2 separate regions of the Homo sapiens genome follow, and region 2 is linked to region 1. The links are chromatin contacts, found by Hi-C or POLR2A ChIA-PET in ENCODE. All regions are on one chromosome and are shown on one strand. The core of a region is the stretch at or near the end of the contact, and the rest is flanking DNA. Distances in the headings are between cores, read along the strand shown.

The links. Hi-C counts contacts between places; a loop is a spot of excess contacts on that map. ChIA-PET counts read pairs that join two places held with the same protein, here RNA polymerase II (POLR2A). Pooled maps may share reads with other maps.
Region 2: a pooled map shows a loop between it and region 1 (2.6-fold over the local background). The contact joins the promoter of RASGRP3 here to the enhancer-like site in region 1. A Hi-C loop is called at or near these places in 2 of 37 single-sample maps with no recorded cell type and 6 of 50 pooled maps. POLR2A ChIA-PET finds 5 or more read pairs at or near these places in 1 of 52 experiments (activated CD8-positive, alpha-beta T cell).

The regions. Positions count from the first base shown.
Region 1 is chr2:33,274,526-33,277,225 of GRCh38, reverse strand. It overlaps LTBP1 (latent transforming growth factor beta binding protein 1), which reads right to left. Exons shown (of 34, transcript NM_206943.4): 17 at 2,136-2,261; 18 at 1,303-1,425. Among named protein-coding and RNA genes, the nearest start is that of MIR4430, 140 kb to the left of the region's middle. Within about 2 kb of position 1,310, at least 11 of the 41 ENCODE cell types and tissues checked have a DNase peak (open chromatin) inside an H3K27ac peak, as active enhancers do.
Region 2 is chr2:33,475,399-33,478,098 of GRCh38, reverse strand. RASGRP3 (RAS guanyl releasing protein 3) reads right to left here and starts at 1,450. Exons shown (of 18, transcript NM_001139488.2): 1 at 1,392-1,450. RefSeq lists an enhancer at 1,795-2,114.

The DNA.
Region 1 (2,700 bases), core at 61-2,560:
GCAGAGGCAAGACACCAGCAGGAGGGGCAAGTGTAGGCTGCCAAAAAATGTCTAATTAGCTCTCCCTCCAGGCCTGGGTCATTAGAGCAGTGAAGAAAACCAACAGGCAGAAGCCAGGGGACAGCTGAGGGCTGGCTGTGCCAACCTAGTCCATCCTGCCCCACCTAACAGAGCCCAGATCTATTAGGCTCTGCTGACAGCCAGGCAGGGAACCCCAAGGAACCAGCACCATGCTCCCGTGCCCTCACAGATCCCGTGTTCCTTCACCCTCATATTTCCATGACAGGTTTTTAGCAGAAGGTCAGTGTATTTCTTCATGAAAATAATTGCAAAAAAAGTGCCATAGTGTTTTGTTTTGTTTTGCTTTGTTTTTTGGAGACAAGGTTTTTCTCTGTCACCTGGGCTGGAATGCAGTGGCATGATCTCAGCTCACTGCAACCTCTGCCTCCCAGGTTCAAGTGATTCTTGTTTCTCAGCCTCCCAGGTAGCTGGGATTACAGGCGTGTGCCACCACATCCAGCTAATTTTTGTATTTTTAGGAGAGAGGGAGTTTCAGCATGTTGGCCAGGCTGGTCTCAAACTCCTGGCCTCAAGTGATCCACCCGCTTCAACCTCCCAAAGCACTGGGATTGCAGGCGTGAGCCACCGTGCCTGGCCTCACTACATTGGTTTCAAAAAGAACCAGAGCAACTTGGACACAAACGTGAAAAGAAATATGAAAAGGATAATAATTGTGACCATGCTATAAATACTTTTTATAACATTTTTATAATGAGAGAAAGCTCATTGCTGTGGTCAATAATGAGGAAATTTTATTAAGCACAGTTGGAATCTGACCAAAGTTTGTCAGACCATGCTTCTTGGGGAGTCTGTGAGAAAGTACCAGAACACATGTAAAAGAAAGCATTGGAGACAAAGGAATGTAAGTAGGTGAAAAGGTCAAAAACAAAAAATCAACACTGGTTACACCTGCAGCATGTTCCCAGATGAATGGTCCGGACTCTGTAATTAAGTCTGTGTTTCTACTAAATATGATGCAATTAATCATTCTATGGTGATTTCATTCCAAATACCAGAGAGGCAGATATTGAGGTGAAAAATAATGAGAGCATGAAGATGGAAAATAATCCCAAAAGAGCCAGTGAAAGGAAGAGGCAAAGAGCCTGTGAATCTAGGAAGCAGAAAGAGCTTGGATAAACTGGTGTCACGCACTGAGTGTGGGAAGGAAACAAGAACCAGGCAAGGTGCCTACCAACCCTGCACATCACCGTCATGTGTGCTGAACACTCTCAGCTGACTCACCCTCACAACGGCCTCTCTGAGTCATGCGGTACCCGCTGTCACAGTATTCACACCGGAAGGCCCCCACAGTATTGACACAGTGCCCCTCCCCACAGACGTCCGGCCTCAGGCATTCGTCAACATCTACGAAGAGCAGATAGCATTGTTGAGTTTTGTGTTCCAAATACTGTTTCAAACCTCTCCCATCTCCCAGCTTAGCTCAAATATAATAACGAAGTAACTGATTTCTTTTTTTTTTTGAGATGGAGTTTCGCTCTTGTTGCCCAGGCTGGAGTGCAATGGTGTGATCTCGGCTCACTGCAACCTCCACCTCCTGGGTTTAAGCAATTCTCCTGCCTCAGCCTCCCAAGTAGCTGGGATTACAGGCATGCACCACCATGCCTGGCTAATTCTGTATTTTTAGTAGAGACAGGGTTTCTCCAAGTTGGTCAGGCTGGTCTCAAACTCCCGACCTCAGGTGATCCGCCAGGCTCGGCCTCCCAAAGTGCTGGGATTACAGGTGTGGGCCATGGCGCCTGGCCAGTAACTGATTTCTACTTTCCCTTTGATTTGTTTGACACACATCAAAATCATCCAGTTTTGATTCATGCAGGGTGGTCCAAAAGTAACATTTAATGTATCTTGTCTATGCACATATATGACACTCTTTCTTCAAAAATGTTAGGGGAAAAAAATCCATTTTTATATCACCTGGGATCTAGCAGACTGCTGTCATGATAATTGTTTAATAAAAAATTCTGGGTTGTCTGGATAAGCACTGAACTGATGATAGTCTTAGGGGATCTAAAAACTCAGATCTAAGAATTTGTAAGCAGGAAGAATGCTGCCATTACCTATGCAGTTAGTACCCTCCTCACTGGCCATAAATCCTGCTGGGCAAATGCACAAGAAACTTCCCTCGGTGTTTTCACAGCGGCCCTGGGAGCAGAGGTGTTGGACCTGAGTACACTCATCAATATCTGTTAACAAAAATACATATAAAAATATTAGTTCTGTGTAGCAAGAACTTAGTTTCCCTGTTCTGTAAAATACCATCATACTATTCCCTGGGTACCACCCAACCTTTATAACTGAGGACAACAGCAAAAGGAGACACGATCTTTCTCCTCGCGTACTTGAAGGATTGTTCCTGGAAGAGAGAAGCAGCCTACTGTGTATCACTTCAAAGGCTAAAACTACAAAACCATGACACTGGTGTTTCAAAGAGGCAGATTTCAGGTCAACACAGAAGGATTCTCCTGATAACGAGAGACATCCAAGCAATGGAATTTGCTGTCAGTAGGGAGTCAGAAATGCCATGAAAGAGACTCTTCCTCCGTGCATGTGGATGGAGTTGGATTAGGTCATCTCTGTTGCCTTTCTAACTTAATATTCTAGGTTCTGAAAGTGACACATATA
Region 2 (2,700 bases), core at 201-2,700, 200 kb before region 1:
GTGCCGTGCCCTGGGTCATTTTTAATCCATTCTCCACAAACAACAAAGGATGGTAAGGGTGGGGAGAGAACAGTGTTCCCTCATGGCAGGGGGCAGAGGGCGAAAGAAAACCGTATAGCTTGAGCCTGTATGAGAATCCATTTGTCACACGAGGAAACAAGCGCACTCCAGGTTGTCCTAGGCTTATCACAAGCAAAACAACTATTTGGTGAGACTTCAAATAAAAACAGCCCCTCTCTGCCCACCCTCCTCAAGATCCACGCGATCTCCAGAAACAGGAACCTGTTTGGTTATCTCCCTGCAGCCTCTGATTCAAAGACCTGTCACTTTCAGAGCTTTACGTCATCAGTTTAGAGCTCTGCCCTCTCTCTTTTCCCCTTTTGCCTTTCCTCTGAAGCATTCTGTCTGGTGACTACCAAGGAAGGACAAAAGTCACCGAACAACAGCTCAGTTCCAGCATGGTGCCTGCTTTGCTGCTCGCCCAAGCGCAAGCACCATTACTGCTGAATGAACCTGAGAAGGAGCCGGTTCTCTCCGTAATTTGGATGCCAGGCCTCCCAGAGTTAATCATCAGCTGCAGGCAGCACTTTCCCAGTCAGGTCATAAACAAGGAAAAAACAGCCTGAGTATCACGAAAACACTAAAATAAGGAAGACCAGCGGCAACCGAACATTTTAAAGTAATGAAGGTGAAGGAAGACCAGGGGCAACTGAACATTTTAAAGTAATGAAGGTGAATTAGCTTGTTGGGGGGAAAAAAAGTCGCTATAAAATACAGCTTTCAATTAGTTGGAAACCATGCAAGAAATCTAAATATGATTTCTAATGTGAATCTAAATATTATTTTGTCAGTCTTCTATATTGCAGACAGTTCTACACAGTTAAATGAGATATTCTCAAAAATTGAATAGGAAAAATCAAATCAGCCATACAATAAATTCACAAGTTACTTTAAACAACTACGTTTTCAGGTTTCAGTGGTAGAAACAGATTAAAATCAAATCTAGTCATCAACTCACTTCAATGAAGTCTCTACTTCATAACCTGAACTTGACTTTGAACCTAAACACCATGGACTAGAAAAATCTTGAACACTGGGAAACAAACTTTCTGTTTCCTAGACAGGAATGAAGCCATATGCCCCATTCATCCTCAAAGTTACAAGACACGTTGCCGAAAATAACAGGTTCTAAAAAAGGGCTGTGAAAACACCAATGGCTGTTAACAGGTACAAATAAAATATCTCCTTCTATCGTGCCAGAGGGAAACCAAAATCAAAATCAAAAGTTGTTGGTGGCTTGCAACACACACACACACACACACACACACACACACACACACGGAGAGGGAATGAAAGAGAGAGAGAGAGAGGAAAGTTCTCCAGTTACTTACTAGGGTGGTTTTGTCGTGGTATTTTTCACATCAGCACTCTGCCTGTCCAGCTGCCAAGTGCCGGAGCACGCCGAGAGCAGCTGTTTCCTTCAAGCTGGGGCTCTGAGTCTTAACCAGTCACATGTACCTCCTGATAAATACCGCCCGCCACCGTGCCAGGAGGTCAGAAACTGAAGATCATTCTTCTCCTCACTCGCAAACCACCTCATAACCCCTGAGTTGGCTCAGCCATCTCATGAGCATGCAGAGCGGGATATTCCACAATTTGTTTTCCTTTAGTGACAAAAGCCAAACAGCTGATAAGTCACACTGAAGGGCAGGTCACTGCAAGTGGAAAGTTAAATGTGTTTGCGTGTGTGTGTGCGCAGAGGGGGAGACTGGCAGGCTCCATGCTCTCTCATCTCACTCAAGTTTCACTGGGGCTCTCGAACGGCAAGAGAGAGGATCACCAACTCGCACAGCAGGTGGAAGTTGCTCTGTGTTAACCCCGGAGTACAACTGTTTGGTTTCGTTTTCTCAGAATCTCAGGCTCCAGTTTGTTAGACGAGCCACAAGCCTGACTAGGTGGCTGGTGCTGGGGAAGGCAGACCCTCACTCACCATCTAAGAATGCTTAGGTTGGACTTCAAAGGCCGGGGCTGCTAAGCCAAGGGACGCTGAGGGGCAAATATGGGAGGGGTTAATGAAGACTATCAAAGGCAGCTTTATCTGAAGAGCTCTTGGAAGTGATTTCAGGTAGCTTTAGACCAAACTTCCGCATTGTTATCTGTTGAATTGCATCGAGCAGCTGAGATTATCAGCCGGCGAGTGTGAATGCAAACAGAAATTATCACCAAGTTGACAACGCGCTTTACAGACGCACTACTGCCCCCTTTGGTGTGCTGGGAACTTGGAGCAAACTGCCGTTTTCTGTGCTGCTCGCAAACGTGGCAAACCATCCCTGATGTTTTGTTGAATTCATATGTCTCACCTGAGCTGATGTTCCCACCCTTCCCTTTTCATCCTCCCTTCCAAGGAAAGCCCTTGAAGTATCTGACTTTACGTAGTGTCTGACCTTGGATGTCTGACTTCTTGGTATAGTAAGGGTGACACTTCCCCGAATCAGTGTCTGAGCCTGCCCTTCAGGTAGAGATATGACATAGAGGCAGCCTATTTGGCAAAGTGAACATCCAGAAAAGATGGTTGAAGTCCCCCAGGGGATTTCTGAACCATAATGTGCCTGTTAAACTATTAACCCTGATTTTTAACACATAATATCTTACTCAGTGTAAGAGCCTGTGTGAGTAATCTTTTATATTTAGGCTTTGTCT